3 separate regions of the Homo sapiens genome follow, and regions 2 and 3 are each linked to region 1. The links are chromatin loops, found by intact Hi-C in ENCODE. Cell type or tissue: endothelial cell of umbilical vein. All regions are shown on one strand.

Region 1 (8,000 bases):
TATATGTACATATACGTGTGTATGTGTGTGCGTGTATATATATATATATATATATATATATATATATATATACACAAAACTTTTCTTCATACATTAATCCATTGATGGACACTGAGATTGATTCCAAATCATGGCTATTGCGAATAGTGCTGCAATAAACATGGGAGTGCAAATATCTCTTGGATATTCTGATTTCCTTGCCTTTGGATATATACCCACTAGTTGGATTGTTGAGTCATATGATTGTTCTATTTTTAGAGTTTTTTTCTAACTTTTATTTTAGGTTCAATGGGTACATGTGCTGTTTGTTAATATGGGTAAATTGTATGTCATAGAGGTTTGGTATACAGATAATTTTGTCAACTAGGTAGTCAGCATACTGCCCAATAAGTAGGTTTTCAATTCTCATTCTTCTTTCACTCTCCAACCTCAAGTAGACCACAGCGTCTGTTGTTTTCTTTTTTGTGTCCTTATGTATTCATTGTTTAGCCTCCACTTAAAAGTGAGAACATGTGATATTTGGTTTTCTTTTCCTGGTTAGTTTGCTTGGGAGAATGACCTCTGGCTCCATCCATGTTGCTGCAAGGGACGTGATCCCATTCTTTTTTAGGGTTGTGTAGTATTCCATGGTGTGTATGTACTACATTTTCTATACCCAGTCCACCATTGATGAGCATTTAGGTTGATTCCATGTCTTTACTATTGTGAATAGTGCTGTGATAAACATACACGTGCATATGTCTTTGGAATGGTAGAATGATTTGTATACCTTTGGATATTATACACAGTAATGGGGTTGTTGGTTTGAATGATAGTTCTGCTTTAAGTTCTTTGAGAAATCTTCAGACTGTTTTCACAGTTGCTGAATTAATTTACATTCCCACCAACAGCACATAAGCCTTCCCTTTTCTCCCTAACCTTTCTAGTATCTCTTATGTTTTAATTTTTTAGTAATAACAGTTCTGACTGTGTGAGATGGTATCTCGTTGTGGTTTTGATTTGCATTTCCCTAATGATTACCAATATTGAGCATTTTTATATGCTTTTTGGCTGTGTATATATCTTCTTTTGAGAAGTGTCTGTTCTTGCTCTTTTACCATTTTTTAATGAGGTTGTGTGTTTATTTGTTGGCTGTTTAAGTTCCTTATAGATTCTGGATATTAGAACTTTGTTGTTTGAAAATATTTTCTCACATTCTGTAGGTTGTCTGTTAATAGTTTCTTTTACTGTGTAGACGCTCTTTAGTTTAATTAGGTCCCAATTATCGATTTTTGTTTTTGTTGCAATTGCTTTTGGAGTCTTTGTCATGAAATCTTTGCCAGAGCTTATGGCCAGAATGATATTTCCTAGGTTATCTTCCAGGGTTTTTATAGTTTTAGGTTTCACATTTACGTCTTTAATCCATCTTGAGTTGATTTTTGTATATGGTTAATAAAAAGGGGTCCAGTTTTAATCTTCTGTATATGGCTAGCCAGTTATCCCAGGACCATTTATTGAATAGAAAGTCCTTTTCCCATTGCTCTTTTTTTTGTCTGCTTTGTCAAAGATGGGGTGATTGTAGGTGTGTGGCTTTATTTCTGGAGTCTCTAACGAATTCCATTGGTCTATGTGTCTATTTTTGTACGAGTACCATGCTGTTTTGATTACTATAGCCTTGTAGTACAGTCTGAAATCAGGTAGTGTAATGATTTCAACTTTGTTCTTTTTGCTTAGAATTGCCTTGGCTATCTGGGCTCTTTTTTTTGGCTTCATATGAATTCTAAGATACTTTTTTTCTAATTCTGTGGAAAATGTCATTGGTAGTTTGATAGGAATGGCATACAATCTGTAAATTGCTTTGGACCATATGGACATTTTAACAATATTGATTTTTCCTATTCATGAGCATGAAATGTTCTTTTATTTCTTTGTGTCATTTCTGATTCCTTTCAGCAGTGTAATTCTCATTTTAGATATCTTTCACCTCTTTAGTCAGTCATATTCCTAAGCATTTCATTCACTTTGTGGTGATTGTGAATGAAATTGTGTTCTTGATTTGGGTCAGCTTGGATGTTATTGGTATATAGAGATGGTACTGACTGTTTTTAGATTGATTTTGTATGCTGAAACTTTGCTGAAGTTATCAGATCCAGGAGTCTTTGTGCAGAGACTATGGGGTTTTCTAGGTATAGAATCATATCATCTGCAAGAGAGGAAGTAGTTTGACTTCCTCTCTTTCTATGTGGATGGCTTTTATTTGTTTCTCTTTTTATATTGCTCTGGCTAGGACTTCTCTATTTTCAGTTTTTTGAGTAACCTTCATACTGTTCTCCATAACGGCTGTGCTAGTTTACATTACCACTAACAATGTTTAAGAGTTTCTTTTTCTTGCATCCTCACCAGCACTTGTTATTTTTTGTCCTTTAGGTGATAGTCATTGTAACTGGGGTGAGATGATAGCTCATTTGGTTTTGATTTTCAAGTTATTGACAATTAGTGATGGTGAGCAGTTTTTTCATACACTGTTGGCCATTTGTATGTCATCTTTCAAGAAATATCTATATAGATGATTTGCCCATTTTAAAATGGGATCATTTAGTTTTTGCTGTTGAGTTGTTTGAGTTCCATGTATATTCTGGATATTAATACCCTATTGGATGAATCGTTTGCAAATATTTCCTCCATTTCCTCCATTTTCTTCTAGTAGTTTTATAGTTCCAGGTCTTACAGTTAAGTTATTTTGAATTTATTTTTGTATATGGCAAGAGATATGGGTCTAGTTTAATTCTTCTGCATATGAATATCAATTTAATTTTAATTTTAATGATGTTGTACCCCATAAAAAATTGTCAACATTTTCATTCTTTTGCAGACCGCAATTTATTTTGGTATACTCTCCTATTCTAACATGCAAAACATTATTTAAGTAATTAAAACAGCTTCTGAAATGTCATTCTGTCCACTAAATCTTCCTAGACTATTCAAATTAATACAAGCTTACAGTCATCCTAACTAATCAAGATAATGAGATTTCCTTTTATTATACCCATATCTCTCCTGTAGTAATGGAGAGTAATGTTTGTCTTTGAAACACTTCTTAAATTTATTCACCCAAAATTATGTACATAGAATATCTTACATTTTATTCAGTTCTTGATGTATGAATTTGTTCCATTGTTGGTATATCTTATAAATGTTTTCCCATGTCTGTGCTACCTCTTTGATGTCAGGAACTGTTTAAATAATTTTCTCTGAAAATATAAAAAATATATACAATTAAGTGCTTAATTTTTGGCTGCTTCTGTTCTTTATTAGTTATTCTTAGAACAAAGAATATGATATTCAGATACCCAAAATGTACTGAAAAGAAATATAAACTAGCGTGATGAGAATTTATTAAAAAAAGAAGTGGTCTTTTTTTTGGTGGGGAGGAAAGCCTATATTTTATACATAAACAGTAAAATTAATTTTATTACACTTGAGAGTTTTTATTTTTACCCTGGGAAGTTATGGTTCTTGTACTTCAATATGCATGAGAAAAATCTAGATAGTTATTAAAATTATAAACTATAAGATCCTAGCAGTAGCAATTTAAATGTATCCTAGAATGGGTTCCAGGAGTCCACAATTTCAGATTTTAAAATGTAGCTTCTTGCTATGCTTGTTGATAATTTTATATTTTCATTGTATTAGGCCATGTCAGCAGGTTGATTTATCCCATTATATGCCTGAAAAAAGATTCCTTGAAATTAGAATTATTATACCTCTTTCTTATTACCTTACATTACTGTTGCCATTTGAATAGCAAATTCATATAATATCATTTTACATTTTTATTGGAATTTTTGTCAAAAATATAAGGCATTCAAATTTTCTGCTTCATATACTCTGTGGGAGACATCAGTCACCTGTAATAGAGTGCATTGCTATGACCTTTTTGCAATTTTGCAATGCAATTTACTGTGAATACTACTGTATCATTTTATAGGTTCCAAATAGTCTTTGAAAAGGAGTTATCAGGGCCACTTGTGACAAGAATGTGATGTGCAACAAATAAAAACTTCAGAAGTAGCTAGTTTTTCTTGATACTGGACAGCAGATGGGGGTGTGAAGCTATGTAGAAAATAAACATTGTTTCAGTAGGAATATAACACCAGAGGAGGGAGAGTTCTTTAAAAAAATTGAACATAGTTTATGGAAACGTTCTCTCCTCCTCCTCATTTTCCCTTTCATACCTAACATATGAGCCAATTGTCTTGTTCAGTTTCCTATAAGGTAATATCCCTTTCTTAACAATAACACTGTACCATTTTCAATAACTTGTACACTACCCCTTTCTCTTTCAATTCCCATAATTTTATACATTTCCTAGGACTAGAAGATTGTAGTATAAACACGTGGTTATCAGAATTAAGTCTTGCTTTCTACTTAGAACTTTTTTCTTTTTTATAAATGTCTAATACTTTTATATATTCAGTACTTTTTTATTACACTTTAAGTTCTGGGATACATGTGCAGAACGTGCAGGTTTGTTACATAGATATACACGTGCCATGGTGGTTTGCTGCACCCATCAACCTGTCATCTACATTAGGTATTTCTCCTAATGCTATCCCTCCCCTATTCCCCCCACCCCCTGACAGACACCTGTGTGTGATGTTCCCCTCCCTGTGTCCATGTGTTCTCATTGTTCAACTCTCACTTATGAGTGAGAACATGTGGTATTTGCTTTTCCATTCCTGTGTTAGTTTGCTGGCAGTGATGGTTTCCAGCTTCATCCATGTCCCTGGAAAGTACATGAACTTAAGCTTTTTATGGCTGCATAGTATTCCATGGTGTATATATGTGCCACATTTTCTTTATCCAGAATATCACTGATGGGCATTTGGGTTGGTTCCAAGTCTTTGCTATTGTGAACAGTGCTGCTGCAATAAACATACATGCTCACGTATCTTTATAGTAGAATGATTTATAATCCTTTGGGTATATACCCAGTAATGGGATTGCTGGGTTAAATGGTGTTTCTGAGTCTAGATCCTTGAGCAATCACCACGTTGTCTTCCACAATGGTTGAACCAATTTACACTCCCACCAACAGTGTAAAAGCGTTCCTATTTCTCCACATCCTCTCCACATCTGTTAAAACCTGACTTTTTTTTTTTTTTTTTTTTGAGATGAAGCCTTGCTCTGTCACCAGGCTGGAGTGCAGTGGCACTATCTTGGCTCACTGCCACCTCTGTCTGCAGGGTTCAAGCAATTCTACTGCCTCAGTTTCCAGAGTAGCTGGGACTACAGGCACGCACTGCCACCCCCAGCTATTTTTTAAATTTATTTATTTTTGTATTTTCATAGAGACGGGGTTTCACCATGTTGCCCATACTGGTCTCCAACTCCTGAACTCAGGCAATCTGCCTGCCTTGGCCTCCCAAAGTACTAGGATTATAGGCGTGAGCCACCGTGCCCGGCCATTTCTCACTTTTTAATGATCATCATTCTAATTGGCATGAGATGGTATCTCATCATGGTTTTTTGATTTGGATTTCTCTAATGACCAGTGATGATGAGCTTTTTTTCATCTGTTTGTTGGCCGCATAAATGTCTTCTTTTGAGAAGTGTCTATTCACATCCTTTGCCCACTTTTTGCTTGGGTTGTTTGTTTTTTTTCTTGTAAATTTGTTTAAGTTTTTTGTAGGTTCTGGATATTAGTCCTTTGTCAGATGGATAGATTGCAAAAACTTTCTCCCATTCTGTAGGTTGCCTGTTCACTTTGATGATAGTTTCTTTTTCTGTACAGAAGCTCTTTAATTTAATTGGATCCCATTTGTCAATTTTGGCTTTTGTTGCCATTACTTTTGGTGTTTTAGTCATGAAGTCTTTGCCCATGTCTATGTCTTGAATGGTATTACCTATGTTTTCTTCTAGGATTTTTATGGTTTTAGGTCTTACATTTAAGTCTTTAATCCATCTTGAGTTAATTTTTGTATAAAATGTAAGGAAGGGGTCCAGTTTCAGCTTTCTACATATGGCTAGCCAGTTTTCCCAACACCATTTATTAAATAGGAAATCCTTTCCCCATTGATTGTTTTGTTAGGTTTGTCAAAGATCAGGTGGTTGTAGATGTGTGTGGCATTATTTCTGAGGCTTTTCTTCTGTTGCATTGGTCTGTATCTCTGTTTTGGTTCCAGTACCATGCTGTTTGGTTACTCTAGCTTTGTAGTATATTTTGAAGTCAGGTAGCTTGATGCCTCCAGCTTTGTTCTTTTTGCTTAAGATTGTCTTGGCTATAAGGGCTCTTTTTTGTTTCTATATGAAATTTAAAGTAGTTTTTTTCTAACTCTGTGAAGAAAGTCAATGGTAGCTTTCTGGGAATAGCATTGACTCTATAAATTACTTTGGGCAGGATGGCCATTTTCATGTTATTGTTTCTTCCTATCCAAGAGCATGGAATGTTTTTCCATTTGTTTGTGTCTTGTTTTATTTCCTTGAGCAGTGGTTTGTAGTTCTCCTTGAAGACAGAACTTTTTTCTTTATACTGGATTTATACATGTGTTCATATAAACTTATATTTATATGGGTATATTTTTAGAAGGAAAATGTAATAAATTTGTATTTGGCTCTAAACAGTATTTCTTTATAAAAATATTTAGTGAGAACAAAAAATGACTATTTTATTTTGTTTATAATGTTATCTTTGCTTAAATACCACCTTACCTGCTTTGGTTTTATGTAGCACACTTAAGAAGGCAGAAGCCTTATTAAGTCACACATCTTGCTTAATAAGGAACTAAGAGAGAGTTAGTTTATGTAGGTAGAACTGAGGTTTCAGAAATTTTGTCACCAGTAGTCATCTGGAGACACTGTCTCCATATGTCTATTATAACTTGAAAGTACTGAAGGGGTTTTATACATGACTTGAGAAAGAAAACATAAATATAGAAAACAAATGAATGGACATTGCTATGGTTTTGCTCTGTGTCCCCACCCAAATCTCATCTTGAATTGTACTCCCGTAATTCCCACGTGTTATGGGAAAGTCCTGGTGGGAGATAGTTTGAATCACCGTGGGGTAGGGGGGTTCCCCGATACTGTTCTCATGGTAGTGAATAAGTCTCATGAGATCTGATGGTTTTATCACGAGTTTCTCCTTCTGTATCTTCCCCATTTTCTCTTGCTGTAGATATGTAAGAAGTGCCTTTTGCCTCCTGCCATAATTCTGAGGCCTCCCCAGCCATGTGGAAATGTAAGTCCAATTGAATCTCTTTTTCTTCCCGGTCTTGGGTATGTCTTTATCAGCAGCATGAAAACAGATATAATACAGCATGAATACAGACATAAAAATTACATGTAGTTTTCATAAAGTTAAACTATACTTAATTATATGCAACAAACTGAACATTTCAGTGGAATTCTGATAGATGTTGTCAATTCCACCTTCTTGTACACTGGTGAAAACTCATAGCCAGCTAGTTCTTGGAAAGTACATTAGTGTGATTTGGTTCCAGAATAACTTTATCTGCATTTGTATAGAAAGATTCTGCAGAACTTTTATAGGTAAGTACTACACTAAATGAAAAGACTAGCAAGTTTGGCAGCAGGAAACCTGGTCTTCTCTGTATTCTCCTTTACAGTATTCATCCCCTTCTGACCCATCATTTCTTTGTATGTTTAATGCTACTAAAGCTAATTTATAGCTAGATGAGGTTTACATAAAATGGTATGACATGTAAAGTAATTATTGAAATGCCTGATGCATAGCTGGTTCTTAGCAAATGATAGCTGGTACTATGATGAAATTAGTGATGATCACCTATAATTACAAAAATGTTTGTTTCTTTAAATCAAGTCTTAACCTCAGAAAAATTATTGTATCTCAAATTGGAGGGCTTATTTTTAATCTTTATCCACTGTTTTAAAGAGATTTTTACCCTCTAATGTTCTCTGCTAAATAACTATTACACAGTCTTACTACTAAAGGTATCATTTCTTCGCTCCTGATACCTTTGCGACCCAACTTTTGGCTC
Region 2 (8,000 bases), 1.1 Mb after region 1:
TACCTCACAGTTATATCAAAATAAAGTACAGAGAAGTTCTAATGAAAATATATATTTAAATCAAAATAATATGGCTGAGACAGATTTAGTATCAATTCAGTAAGTGCCAATCAATTATAAAAAGAACTTTTTCTTTACTTTTTAAAATTACTATTGTCTATGAACTAGAAAAATTCTGAGTTCACTTTCTCTGTTGAAAACACATCCCTGACTACACTTTCTGTCTTTTCTCTCATATAAGTGAAATTTAAAAGTAACTAAAAACACTAATCACCTACAATGAAAATACTAAACATGTATTGAATTCATAGAGAAGCATGCATAGGACAAAACTAATGGAGAAATATCTTGATGTCATGAACCATTGTTCGTGATATGAAGATAGCAACGTCATCTCCTGTAGGAGACAAACCTAAGGTGGGCAACAGCTCATAGCCAGGGGAACTCTGTAGGGCCAATGAAACCCTGTTGATTCTAAGCCTTTTTTCCCAATATGAAAAGATATTTTTCTACGAATTATGAGACACATAAACAGTGGAAGATATGTTCCAACTGTACTAGACCAAACTTATTGAATTCTTCCTGGAAGTTAGCCAGATGTTAAAAGCACCCATATGGCCTGATGATTAACTGCCATCCAGAGAAGCAATTGTGCAGAACCTCAAGAGAATGGGTTCATCTGATTGGATGACCTGATTTCCTTTTGGGCTAGCAAGTCTTTCAGTAGCTAGACAAGACCTTCAGCCCATCTGCTGGATATTTCCCTGCAAATTCCAAGGAAAGCAGTTCTCAAAGGCTTAGTACAAACTAGGGAATCATTAAAGAGCCTCTGCAACTGCAAGACAAAATTTATCACCAAACTATGCCTTTACATTTTTCCTTTTCATACAATTTTATTTTTTCCTGAGTGATTTATTTAACTTATTAAACTAGATCAGGTCTTTCCTAGGCACAGAATTATAAAACATCAGGAACTACCTGCTGTAATGATTCCTTGTCTCCAGCAGGACTTTTGACATTTCCATAATAGTTTAAATAAATGCCACTTGATTGTTGAGGACCTGCCTTTATGTTTGCCAGATGTGAATGTGTCTTTATTAGTGCAAGCAAATCAACCAAACCAAAATTTTAATCTGTCTAATCAGCTACAGTTCTTTACATAATTCAAACAAACATTCAAGCTCTAAGAATACTAGTGTTCCTGTATTTCTGACCAAACAAACATCTGGATCTTAACCTGAATTATTAAAACAAAATATAGACACAGAATACAGTTTTTGAATGCTGTAGAGATTGAGGAAACCGTGGCCTGCAGGCCAAACCAGGTCTACTGCCTATTTTTGTATAGCCTACTAAGAATTTTTTTACATATTTAAATGGTTACTTGTAAATAGTTATAAAAGTACCTACATAATATCCTCATTTTTGTCTGTTGGCCTAGAAAGATTAAAACATTAACTATAGGGCCTTTACAAAATAGTTTGCTGACCTCTGCTATAGAACATCAAAGTTTATATTAGAAAGCTGTCTTTGGCTCTATGACTTTATTCCTGAGTGCTACAGCTGTAAAATCCATGCAAAATACACCCAGACTAGCAGCTATACAGCCTAAAACTACTGATTTCAAAGTCCCTGCAAAACAAATTACAGGCCTTCTAATCGGAGAAAATCCATGCTCATTCTACCTAGAGGCCAATATAATGAAAAATCACCAAGTAGTACGTGGACTCCATCGCTCTCAAATTCTTAAAGATTCAGTTATACTTATTTTTATTCTCCAGGACTAGATTCTGTAATAGGTCCTCTTAATAATTGATTTCTGTGAACTCCTTTTTCTATGGTTTATCAATGTAGGAAGTGGGGAAAGGAGACAGATGATTATCATGACATCCAAGCAACTCTCTCTGGTCATGATTATTAGAACCATGTTTTGTTGCTCCTTTCCTATGTCTTATCAGCCATGAGCTTTTAGGCTTATACTCAAAGGTATTATCATTTGATATTTCTTCCTAGCCCAGTATCCCAAAAAATCCATTGATTTTTATCTAGTTTTTATAAAGGACCAAACACTTTTTTATTTTTATTGTGAATTTTGGTTTGCTTTCTTAATAGATACCACTTTTGCAAGAGTACAAGACCTGTCTTGAATTGTTTAGCTAATAAAAACAAGAGCTATAATTAAAACAGCACAAAAACAACCTGGGATATGATAGGTAGAATTGCTCCAGACATACATACAGGCCATATCATTTAAAGTGTTGAGCAGAACCAGGATTTAAACTCTACACTGATGTCAGGTAGAATGTTAAAAATAGAATCAAATTGAATTATCCAACTCCCTAACACATACATATCCTAATAACTTATATTAGTAACAAGACACAGTGATGTTTACAATTCATATTCAATTTGGAGCTTAAAATATTTAAAAATTGAAGCAAATTATATGACGATGAAGCCTAAAATGTAGGACCACTAGGAAAATCTGGGCCTGTTTTATATGCATAATGAAGAGATGACCTTCAAAAAAGAAACAGAATATATTAAATCTAACAAGATAACATTATTTAGAAAATACTTGAATATGTGTAACTGCTTTCATGCCCTTGGGAAAAAATGTAAATACAACGTAGGGCAATCAAACCAATTTTGTTGCCATCTATGAGACAATCTCAACCTTACCAACATTAACTAGCCTAGATAGATACCAAATACAAGAAAATAAAACAAGATTTAAGATTCAAAAAGAAGTTTGAGACTTAGAATTGGCTGAAAGGTCACACATTTTATCACTATATGCTCATTTAATCAGCCACCAGTTTCTGAGCATGTGGAAGTGGTAATAGCAAATCTTTTCCAAGTGATCTCCTATATTTAGATGCTTTCTATTCCCTACATCAATAAAACAAAATGAGGAGAAAATCATTCAGGAAACAAGTTGCTCACACGGGCAAGTAAACTGTAAGAGACCTCATCAAACTTTAACCGCTATTTACTATTGAATTGCCAATGACACTTGGTGCCTCACATTCAATATTACACTTCATGGAATGTGTCCCTGTCTTTTGATAAGTGAAAAAGTAGTCATTAACCACAAAGAAACAATCAACTTGCCAACAGGGTGCTGCTCCGAATCTTAACAGGAAGAATTAAACATTCAAGTGGAAAATTTCACAAGATAAAAGGAAGAGTGCCACCTTCTGTTCTCCAAAGGAATGCTGGATTCATTTAAAAAATAAAAAATAAAAAGAAAGAAGAAAAAAGAAATAAAAGAAAAAGAAAATAACCAAGTCTTGAGCTCCAGCTGAGATTCTATTGAAATTATCTGAAATATTCCAAAAGAAAAAGGATTCTGCTTTAGAAAAATCATCCCCAAATCCTGAAAAATTATGTATTCAATAAAAGAAAGGTGATGACTGCCTTTCTTATACAAGTAACGTGATTCCATGTAACCCTATTTTTCTGTAAATAAAATACAACAGGACAATGTCTTTGTTTCCAGATCAGATAGTAGGAGACACCATTAGTGGTCTTTGCAACACCACTACATCACAGGTAAAGTTTCTACTTTATAAGAGTTCCCCTTCCTTAAGTTATCTGCTTTTTTCTTTGTTTGTGTGTTTTTTTAAATCAAAAAATATTCAATCCTATGAATAATAGGTACCACGTTTTCTGGAGTTCAAACTGATTCCTCAATTAAACACTGATGCTTATGATCAGAGCAGGTATATTTATCGTTATATTATGTAACCTGAAAGGGAAAAAATGCTTCACAGTGATTTTAATGAACCACTAAAAGATATTTCTTACACAGAAAAACACTCTTTTAAATATAGCTTTCTTAGTCTGTGTAATCATCAAGGTCATGAATGGGGTTTTTTACAAAAAGCTTTGAAAATAATTAGGTTGCTCTTTTGAAAATGAAACTTTGAATTTATGATATATGTGATATAATTATATTTGGCCACAAAAGAGTAAAGTGTGTGTTTATATCACCTGTATTTAATTACCTATACTCTCCCTTTAGCTGTGTGCTACTGTCTAGAAATAATAAACCATCATCTACAATTTTTAGCATTATTATATCTCAGTCTGCACTCAGATATCATTAATATTCAGGCCAGAATATCCATTGGCCATTGCCTGTGTGCTGCGCTATTGAGGTCCAGTGATCAAAATAATAAAGAACTGCGTGTTAACTGAAAGCAGAAAGTATTGGAATGCACTGCAGGTCAGAGAATAGCAAAAAGGGAGAAATAAAATGTTCAGTTTTGTTTACACTTATCATTGCAGAATGTGTACTTCTCCATGCACAGAGGATCATTCCAGGTAATGTTTTTAAGGGAATATTAATGTAAAAAGAAAAATACTGGAGAATTAGGGGATATCACAAATTCAAAGGCAAGCGTTAGTTTGTGGTTGCCTTTGTATGGAGACAGTTACTTCCATTCTCTTTGCAAAGTGGAATTCCTACATCAAACGCACTAAGATCTCTTTCTTAACCAAATCGTAATTTTAGGTTTTATAAAACTTAGCTTCAACATTGTCCTAAGTTCCTCAGTCTTGGTTTATGACAGCAAAAAGAATCAGAGAACTCAAGTGTACAAAAATGTATTTAGCATAATTTCTATAACTTTGACACCATATAATAGCTTAACATAATAATCCTGGCTTCATTTAAACATAGGGTTTATCTCCCAGTGCCCCCCTACTTAAAAAGTACAAATGATTCAAAAGAAAAAAATAAGAACTTTATTTAAGATACATACCCAAAGAGGATGAGAGAAGGCAACAGCAAAAAGAGAAGATAATTTTAAAAGCTATAAAGCTAAAGGACATGGAAAAATCTAAAACGCCCAGCAGTAACAGAATCTTTTTAAATTGTGGTCTAATCAAGCTATGGCACACTCTCACAGCAATGAAATGGATGAAATGGATTACAGCTACACACAACAGCATAAATGAACCTAATGATCGTAATATTCAGCAAAGAAGTAAGACCCAAATGATTATGTATAATCTATTTCCACTGATGTCAAGCTCAAAAAGGAGGCAAAACTAAAATATATTGCTTAGAGAGGCATTCATAGGCGGCAAAAAAAATACAAATGGAAGCAAGAAAGTTATTCACAAAAATATCGGGAGAGTGGTTGTTTTCAAAGGAGAGGGTAGTAAAATCACAATGGAATACATACAAGGACTTTTTTAGAGGCAGTAATGTATTACTTATTGACTCAGATGGTGGTTAAACTCCTATCACTTTAACATTGTTTGTTATGCTACACATGTATACTTTATGCTCCTTTCTATATGTGTGTTCTTTATCCTTATGTAAGGGCTAAAAGCAAAGGAGACAGATAAACGCAACAAACCAAAGCAAGCTAAAAGCTTATGACTGAGGGGCAGAGAGAAGAGATATGCTGAAAAGCAGGATTATTCTAAGAGCATAACTCCAGAAAGATTCAGGAGTTGGATAGATCTGGTACTTCTGAAGGTAGGAATAAAGATGAAACTAGAAAAGGAAGTATTTGAAAGTCTATGTAAGAAACAATGCACCCCTAAATCCCACATGTATCTGTGTAGTCAGGTGACTTCCCTGATTCATGCTGCCAGGGGGCTGAAGGTTGGAACAAATAATTCTGGACTCAGAGATCCAGACACTGATGAGAAGAGGAGCATGTACTGAAAACAAGAGAATTAGATGAAAGAAAACTGGTGCATGAATGCATCATCAGTCTCCATCCCCAAGTTGGCTTCTAGAATGCTGGCAGACAGGTTTATTTACTTCCACTCCCGGCCCAAGTAGGAGATGAGAAAGTTCTCTTGAAAAAGTGATAGCTCAAGAGAAAATTCGGGGTGCCCCAACAAAACAGAGAACTCTCTATTAATCACCCTGAGAAAAACCCAAGTCTAGACAAGTTTTGTTTAAGAACTACAGCTTCCAGTTTTTTAGGTTTTCACACTTAGAAATTACCAAGAATCCCCAAAGATTTGAGAAAAATCCCCTTCTAAAAAGGAAAAAATAGAATGAAGAAAGCAAACACACAAAAAAGAACTCAGAGAAAAACAAAAATAATGAAAAACAAAACAGGAGGAAACTTCAAATACCTATAATTAATATCCTCAGAGAAATAGAGAAAAATTGCAGCTGTATAATAAAATGGGTGAATTTTATAGCATATAAATTATACCTCAGTAAAGGCCTTTTAAAAAAACATACAAATAGGTTATGATTAAAATTAAACTTCAGAAAAATAAAAGGAATTGAAAAATTAAAAATGCAATGGAAGGGTTGAAAGATAAAATTGAGATCTCTAAGACAACAAAGCAAAAGTCGAAAAAATGAAAACAGGAGAGAAAACATTTTAAAATTAGATTACTGGAGGATTTCCACATCAGACTAAAATCTGACAGAACAGAGAAAATGCAGGCAAGGATATTATTAAAGAAATCATAAAAGAAAATTTCCCCAAACTGAAGGACATATCCTCAGGACCAAAATAACAGTAATAATAATAATAATTCCATAAAAAATTCCCCATAGCTTCAAATACCAGCAATAAAGTAGCGCCAAAATTTCCAAAGGAAAAAAAGCAGGGCACATAAAAGAGACTGAGATTCAGACAGCATTGGACTTTTTAACACTGAATATAGATGACACCAGAGTAGTGCATTCAAAATTATAGAAAAAGTATGTTTCCAATATAGATTTCTTTAGCCAGCCAAATATATGTCAAACATAAGGGTGGTACAAAGACATTTCATGCACTTTATGTCTTAAAAAGGTATTTCTCATTTATCTTGTATTAATAAACTACTAGAGGATATGTTCCGCCAACATAGGGGAAAAGAGTGAGGAGCACAGGGATTCAAGTAATAGGAGATCCAAAAGAGGGAAGTGATAGGATTTCTAGGGATAATGGTGAAAGAATATTTCAGGATGAGTGCAGACCCAGAGAGCATGTGGTCCAGATTAGAACAGAAAACAAAACTTTTAGAAAAAGACACCTCATATGTATACACCATGGAATACTATGCAGCCATAAAAAGGAACAAGATCATGTCCTTTGCCAGGACATGGATGAAGCTGGATGCCATTATCCCCAGCAAACTAACACAGGAGCAGAAAACCAAACACCACATGATCTCACTTATAAGTGGGATTGGAACAATGAGAACATGTGAACACAGGGAGGGGAACAACACACACTGGGGCCTGCTGGGGGGTGGGGGGATGGGGAGCATCACGACAAATAGCTAATGCATGTGGAGCTTAACACCTAGGTGATGGGTTGATAGGTGCAGCAAACCACCATGGCACATGTTTACCTATGTAACAAACCCACATGTTCTGCACATGTATCCATGTATCCTGGAACTTAAAATTTAATTTAATTTAATTTAAAAAGAAAAAGACACCTCAAAGGAAATATGAATAAGTAAAATTCATAGTTCATTCAATGTGTTGGAAGGGCTTGAGAGAAGAGTGATATTTTAGGCAGAGGCATTGGGATAATAAGTATCCTGGTGATAAATATTTCAAAAACAAAGCGAATACTAAAAGGTATTGATACTCATATTTCTTACACAAAGGAAGAGAATTAATACAGATAAGTCAAAGAAAGCAAATGAAGAAATGGGAAATTACCAAGACATTATACTTTTTAGCTTCAAAATGTATGAAATGGCCCTAAAAATGTAAACACTGAATTTAGATGTAATCAATGATATAACTCTAATAGAAAAATTGAGAAGACGAAATGAACGAAAATTAAATACTTATATCTTATAGTATGAAGTCCACTAATAATAACCATTTCACTTTCCTTTGGTTTTGAAACAAATTACCACAAATTAAGTAGTTTCATCAACACAAATTTAGTATTTTATAATTCTAGAGGTCAAAAGTTCAAACCTTCAACCAAGATATGCTGCAGGGCTGTGCTCTTTTCTGAAAGTTGTAGGGAAAATTCTTTCCTTGCCTTTTTCAACTTCTAAAG
Region 3 (8,000 bases), 1.2 Mb after region 1:
ACCCTTTTTCCATCCTAATAAAGTTAGTATGGCATTGAAAAGAGATTATCATTCTTATCTTTATCACAAAACAGAAATAATAAATATTCAAATGGAAAAAATAATTTTGGCAGCGGGAGAAGATTTACAAATTGTCCCTTTATCTAAAGAACCATACAGTCTCTTTATTCACAGACATACCTGTGTGGAATTACTGACAGAATAACAGGAAAATATGATAAAATCATCATCATCATCTATACTTGAGACTGGCCAAAGATATTTGTCTCTATCTCAGTGTAAAAATCTCAACACAATCAAAATGTTGTAAGGTTTTTTTGTGTTTTCTGTTTGGTTTGGTTTCAGAATAATGCATCTTGTCCACCTAATGTAATGGAAATCAGTGATAAAATGTTAAAGTGAAAATTGAAAATTCAAATTTAATTTTAAAAATTTATTTCTATTTTTAATATAACTAGAAGATCAAGTTTTCTTAACACCATCAATCACATTCTCTTTGGAACACCAAGGTCCAACCCTAATGTGGGAACTTAGGAACCAGTCCATCTCTTTGCCAGTTTGGTGGCCTTGGGGAAAAAGTTGTCTGTTAGCTTTCTCTCTATATCCTTTGCCCTTCAACTTTTCTCCTCCATTATTTACCCTGAGAAACCTGGCAATTTCTCTATAAAAAAGAAGTGGTCATGATGGAAATATTCGATGTGCAAGACTAAAATCTAATAATAGAAAAATTGGGGCATTATGAGTAACTCATAACCTAGGAACTAAACAGGAGTAAATTGAGGACAAAATGACTGAAATACATGAAAACAAATGGCCGTAGTCCATGGATATATTTTTAAGGACTAAAAGAAAATAACGCTTCTAATCCCATCTCTCAGTATTCTTACAACTAATACTCAGTTATTGAGCATGTCTTGCAACATTTAGATGTGTAAGGAAGGAGATACAAGTGGCTCCTGTCACACTCTGGCCAATGTTTAGTGTGTTTTCAATGGCAGTCTTTAGGGACACTGGTCAGCTCCCTCTGGCATCTCTTTTACATTAATGAAAAATAGTAGATGCCATGTTAGATTAGAAACCCCTCTAATTAAGAAATACAGAAGAAAAGAAGGAGCATCCATGACTCTTGAGCAATGAATGCCTCAGATTTTATCTATAACTGGGTAGTCTGAACTATATTACTTAAGTTTACTTAGCAAGTAAAGGATGAAATTTGTTTAATCCATATTTTTGCTTAAAGAGAGGGCAATGAGGACAGTAAAATCCAACCCCTTCAACTTTACCAAGCCACAGAAAAACACCAAACCAGACTAGAAAAAAGTGTAATCCCCCAATGTAAATCATTAAATTTCTAGATTTATCTCCTATATGGAGAGAATTTAAGAATACACATGAGGATAACTGCAAAATAATGCAGCAGCACTTCCAAATCTAATGAAATGTTATTTTAAGTGTTTTATAATATGGTTATATAGTATATAACAAGATCTAATTTGCATATAAAACAAATGTGTTTATTTGCAATATGTTATATAATAATTTTATCCTATTATAGTTTTCACTTTGGCAACAAATATACTTAGACACATTTATTACTATCCAGAGGTCTAAATAATGTTCATTGAAATCTTGGGCATAATAGAATGCCTCAAATAAATAGTAGCAAATGCAGAGCTTTATGACCAAAAAAGAAATAAATTAATAAATTAGATATACCTGAAAAACATATTTAATACACTGGAAAGATACTGTGCTGTGAACACGCAACTTTAGAATTAATAAAACACTGCACATACCCCAAACATCTTTATGTAAAACCAAAGCCTGTGATAACTAGCCCTGAAGACATTCATGCATACCTGTGCATATTATATCTTGCTGTAAGTGAAAATTAGTTACTCATATCATTTAGCACTATCTGAAAGCCTGTTTTTTAGAAAGAAAATAGGCACACTCAAGCAAGCAGATTATAGATAACAACAGAGTTCCTTTTGGTTATTCTTTATCTCCACTATTATAGGTCTTTCTCACTCAGTTCATTCTTGCTGGGTAAGGTACGAAGGGAAGTAAGATAAACAAGTCCTTTTCCAAAGATGTTCACTTGCTCTAAAAGCTATCATGAATTTAATTAAGTGCTACCCACCAATTCTCTGACCACTTTCTTAAAAAAAACCTTAAAAAGCTGCTTAGCTTTTATATAAATGTTTAGAGTGTCCCAGATCTACCTTTAAGAAAGGCCAAGAATGTCTCCCACATTCCCATTATTGGTTTGTCTGTGTTTGAATTCTAAAGACTCTCTAATTTTCAAGGCAGCCTGCCACCACCAAAGAGAAAGAGAGACAGAAGATAATATTAGGAAGAAAAAAAGGCAAACAACCTCAAGAAGAATTGAAAAGAATGAGAAGACAATTGCCTAGATGAGCCTTCCTTTTTCTTTTACTTTGAGATTATTTATCTCATCTTTACTCAGAATCTTTCCTTCCTTGTTATCTAATTTCCATTATATTTACTTTTGGCCATGAGATGATGTCTAGTTAATCTTCCTAGTATATACATCTATGTCAGGTCATTAAATTATATCCCTTGGCCTGCCCTGCCTAACACATTCCTCCACAAACACAATAACCTCAAAGTATTACTTAGATTGGGAAGCTAAGACCCAAAGAGATTGAGCTTTGGCCATTGTCTTAAATGTTTACTTCTTTGTTTGACGAAATATTGGGTTTTTTATATCTTGCACATATTGCCAATTAACCCTAACACAACACCAGTAAACTAGTAAGCTCTATCAAGAGAGACGCTCAAGTTTCTCTGGCGGTCATCCAATGAGTATTTCCTTTTAAGAGAAGTTTCAATGCTGTCTCAGTGTTAAGACAAAAAGAAACAGGAGGAGAAAGATTGGCAACTCAGAAATATTTTCTAAGTATCTCAGATAGCAACAACCTCATTAGTTATTTCTATTTCTGATTCTATTAAATCCTTTTTAAAATTTTAATGAAAAAACACAGTATTTAGGATTTTTGCCTAAAGAATGTCCTATATGAATCCTTTCATTTTATTTTTCTCCTAGAAGTAAAACAATAGTTCAAACTGAGAAAGGAACAGAAATGAGACCCATATATAATGGCTTTGTCTTCTCCTCAACATTCTTCACCTTTATCTGTTGAATTTTTCTGAAAACTACTGATTTAAAACATGTAACTTGCCCTTTTACTCCCTCATTCTTTTGTATCTGTATTTCTTTCAACACATTATACATTGTTGCACATATTAATTGTATTTTTTTAAAAAAATCTATGAGAATAAATGTATTTTTGATTTAAATATGTTCTTTTCCATCTCTAGTTTAAACCTGTAGGCGATGCATTGTGATTAGTTATCTGAAGTAAGCAAATGAGCCTTTGGAGCCAGCTCCTTATTCAACAGGGAGAGATTTTTCAGGACGGTGATAGAATTGATAAACTATGGGACTGAGGACCTCTGCTGGCTGTTTTGTGAAGTGATTTTTTTTTTTTTTTTTTTTTTTTATTTAACTGTGATGATGAAATTATCCTATTTAATCTAAATATTCCTTTTTACTGAGAATTCTTTAATTGCCATCCAAAAACCTTATTCATTGGTTCAGTCTCATTGTAAAAATCTGAGTCTTTAATTTCCACAACAGTTGCTTTACCTTTTGGAAAATAATACATGAAAGTTAATATTATTGGATGAAAATATCATTAATATTATTGTTTTAAAGCAAATTAAACTTGTTCATGAATAATGCCTTAATTTTTCTTTAAAGTGATAGCTGCATATAGATGGATAGCTAGATGGTAGATAGATAGATAGATACTGGTTTATGTGTAGAGTATAGACACATCATTACAGTATAGAACATAGAATTTAGTATAAAATCAAATAAAATGTTATGAGAATAACTACAGATATTTCTCACTTTTCAGAAACTAGAGTTTTTTCATATGTAATGTATACCTAGATAGCCTTGGAAGCCAGGTTTTATCTAAATGTCCTGTACAATTATTTTAAGCTTGAAACTGCAATTGCACTGATCACCTTTCACTCCACTTCACCACTACTACTCGCCTGTGCGTTAATTCTATTATTTATAAACTCATAGATTGTTATGACTGAAAGAGGCCTTATAAGTCACATAATCTAACCCTTTTATTTTACAAGTAAAATATCTGAGACTTATGGAGGTGAACAGCAGCCTCTGCCTGTTCTTGCCAAGTCAGGGTGAAATGAATAAATAACTCCCAAAAAATTCTCATGTTCCAGAGGGATATTGCCTCAATCAGGAGAAAGGAACAGCAGATTTGAAGCCCTGGGCTACAATAACCTAGTCTTGTTATGAATACAGGAAGACCTAATCCAAGCCTGATTCCAAGAATTCAAGCTGGTAGGAAGAAGTTTGGAGCCAGGGTCCAGAAGCAATGATAATTGTAACTGACATTATTGAGCACTAAACATATGCCAGACAGGCACAGTTCTAAGCACTTGATATTGGATAGCTCATGTAACAATCGCAGCAATCCTGTGAAATGGGTATGGTTGCTAGTACAATTGAGGAAACTGAGGCACAAAGGTTGAATATTTGAATCCCCCTTTATAGACCTTAAGGGACCATAGAACACTAGATTTTTAAATTCTGACTTAGTCTAACCTTCGCTGTTCACAGTTTATATGAAGTTATTTGTCTCACACTTCTGTACTCAAAGCAAAGATGCTGGCCTTGTAAATGCCAGTACTGTCCAATGAAGATGCTGGCCTTGTAAATGCCAGTACTGTCCAATGTTCTCACACGATGGCACACATAGAAAATCATATTGTATGGCACATGGGCATAAAAAGGGGAGCCTTCGCAAGACCAGAGGTGACCAGCTCCAAGAATTCAGCCTCCCAGACCTCACCAAACCTCCGAAAGAGTGTAAAGGAATCAATATCTAAAAACATCTATGCCAAATTCCTAGCTTACCAGTTGAGAAGCCCTGGCTCAGAGTCCTCCAATAAATAAAGTATAAATTGACCTTTTGGCTGGGCACAGTGGCTCGCACCTGTAATCCCAGCACTTTGGAAGGCCAGAACGGTGGATCACTTGAGCCAGCAGCTCCAGACCAGCCTGGCCAACTTGGTGAAATCCCATCTCTACAAAAAAATATGCAAAAATTAGCCATGTGTGGTGGCTCATGCCTGTAATCCCAGCTACTTGGGTGGCTGAGGCACGAGAATCTCATGAACCCTGGAGGCAGAGGTTACAGTGAGCTGAGATCGGGCCACTGCACTCCAGCCTCAGCGACAGAGCTAGACTCTGTCTCAATCAATCAACCAATCAATCAATAAACTGGCCTAGGATACTAGTGCTTAACTTTCCTTCCCACCGCTAGATCCACTTAAAATTCTTACTGCCTACTATTAGCGCCCACTTACTACAGATTTAAACCATCACCTCCCAAATCTTCAAAATGATAGTTACATGTATTAGTTATTGATTGCTGCATAACAGATTAATCCAAGCTTAGGCACTTAAAGGAGAAGTATTTATTATCTCACAGTTTGGGTGGGTCAAGAATTCAGGAGCAGCTTAGCTCAGTGGTTCTGGCTTAGGATGTCTCACGAGGCTGCAATCAAAGTGTCAGCTGGGGCTGCAGTTATCTGAGGCTTCACTAAGTCTGAAGGATCTGCCTCCAAGCTCAAGCACAGAGTTATTAGCAGGAAGCTTTAGCTCCTCACCACATGAGCCACCCATGTTCCTCATATAACATAGCTTTCCCCACAGCAAGTGATATGAGTAAGAAAGAAAGAACCCCAAATGGAAATTGCAATCTTTCTATCACCTAACCTCAGAAGAGACACTTCTGCTGTATTTTATTGTCACAGACCAGCTCAGATACTACGTGGGAAGGAACTACACACAGGGGTGTAAACACCAGGAGGTGGGGTCATTGAGTGTCATCTCAGAGACTGGCCACCACCCTAGTGTTCGACTGTCCACTTTGTTACAAGAACTTTAGGTTTGTATTTATGTCATTTAATTTTTACAACACTGATATAAATCTCTCCATTTTATGGCTGCAGAGACTAAGACCAAGGGCAGTTAATTGCTCAAGTTTACACAGGTAAGTGGCAGAAAAGAATGCCAAAACAAAGCCTATTTGTCTCAAGGCTCACATTCTTTTCAACTTTTTACTCTATTTCCATGCTATGCTTGTCTTTCCAAATCTCAATTCTCCTAGCCCCCAATTTCATATATATACCCCCCTTCACCTCCTTTTCAGTTCTGAACATCATTCTATATTTGGTCCATTCTTGCTGCCAATTCCAAACTCTCTAGTAACTTAGATCAACAGCACTTCCTTAAACATATTTAATTCCATCTCATTATGTATCAAAATATTATTGTAACTTTAGTAATAGCTGTTGGTAAAAATACTGTACAAGAAAAAGGTGTAAAAATGTTACAGAACAAACTTGAAAAATATCATTGTTTCATTCGTGTGTTCCACTACCGGTAAACATAGGCTAAGGTTTCAATTAGGAGGGAGAATGAAGCAAAGTGGAGGTTCCGCTGATTTGATTATCATTTGTTTCCTGAAGACAAATAGAAGACTGTTGATTAAACAGATGAGCAACAATCTACAGGATAAAAGTGGGCCTGCAGAATGTCAGGTGGCCATATAGGTTTTCACTTCAGAAAAAAGCAGGAGTCAAATGTGAAACATTGTCTCACTTCCTTACACTTCCGTTTATTAACTAGACCAAATGGTTCTTTTACTGAACTGGACTGGTATTTATTCATTAAAGGAATATCACCACTTGGAAGAAACCAATCTGAAAATTTTCATGTATATCCTTCCAGAATTTTCAAGACATATATTAAAATATTTATAATCTTTTTTACAGTAATAGAATAATATTATCCCTAGCCATTTGTAGATTACATCTCCCATTTAACAATATATTGGGAAATTAGTTAATTGTGAATAAGTAGAGATATATAACAATTATTAGTGGTTTTATGGTGTTGCATTATATAGACTTATCCTGATTAACTAATTTCTACCAATAGTCATCTAGGTTTTTCTGATTTTTTTATACTCAAAAATTATGCCATAATACAAACACACACATTGCACTTATCTGACTATTTTTTAATAAATTTCTACAGGTACAATGGCTGGCTTAAAAGGTATGCATATGTAATTGTTTGATACAAAATGTCAAATTCTAGAAATAGTGTACAAATCACATAGCACACTAAACTACCTATTATATATATTTTTTAATCTTGATCTTGGAGTCAAGTATATATGAACACTTGTATGCCTATAATATTTATAACTTGCCTTTCTATTTACATAACTGTTAAAATGACAATATTTCTTTCCAACTTCTAAGTAGCCTATTAACAAAATATTGGTAACAAGTGTGCATTTTATATGACTTTCATAATGTTTATAAACCAGCTGTTGTTGCTTACAAACTGTTGATAAATAAAACTACAATACCCATAGTGGCTAATTGTTGAGTAGAATAACCTGATCAATGATTTGTTTTGCACCTACCTGCCTTAAAACTTGAACAGAGTCACTGATAGAGAAAATACTTACTCACGGAGGGTGAAACTGTTCTTTCCCTCTCCTATAGAACTTTTATAGTTACTTTGGAAGGTAAGTGGTATTCAAAGTTAAATATACTTTTATTCAAAATTTGATTTTTTAATACACTTTTATTCAAAAATTGATTTTGTCTCAATTTCTCCATTGGCACTTGAATAATAGCTGCCTGGCAGAAAAATAATGTGATATACATTAGATAATTAGTAAATTCCCCACATACAAGTTCCAGGCACTTTATACTATTGTAATCACAACCTCATTATGAGACAAGTAGGAATATTATGAAGAAGAAACTGGTGTGACAAAAATGTAATAGTCAGTGGTAAAATTACCAGAAAAAGAAAACTATCATAACTTAGATTTTCCCACTTCATACTT

The links. Hi-C counts contacts between places; a loop is a spot of excess contacts. Peaks named below come from ENCODE experiments on the same cell type or tissue, not always from the same donor. Only the 100,000 strongest peaks of a DNase experiment are listed, where the experiment ranks them.
Region 2: a loop joins it to region 1, with 14 times the contacts of the local background. A loop is called at or near these places in 4 of 110 quality-filtered maps.
Region 3: it touches region 1 in a loop (9-fold over the local background); 7 of 110 quality-filtered maps call a loop at or near these places.

The regions. Positions count from the first base shown.
Region 1 is chr5:100,308,091-100,316,090 of GRCh38, reverse strand. No RefSeq gene overlaps it. Among named protein-coding and RNA genes, the nearest start is that of FAM174A-DT, 220 kb to the left of the region's middle. In endothelial cell of umbilical vein, no CTCF peak of the experiment used is centred here; a DNase peak (open chromatin) is centred at 4,090.
Region 2 is chr5:99,164,622-99,172,621 of GRCh38, reverse strand. No RefSeq gene overlaps it. Among named protein-coding and RNA genes, the nearest start is that of CHD1, 240 kb to the right of the region's middle. In endothelial cell of umbilical vein, no CTCF peak of the experiment used is centred here; a DNase peak (open chromatin) is centred at 3,071.
Region 3 is chr5:99,100,205-99,108,204 of GRCh38, reverse strand. No RefSeq gene overlaps it. Among named protein-coding and RNA genes, the nearest start is that of CHD1, 180 kb to the right of the region's middle. In endothelial cell of umbilical vein, a CTCF peak has its summit at 3,457; DNase peaks (open chromatin) are centred at 2,754 and 3,434.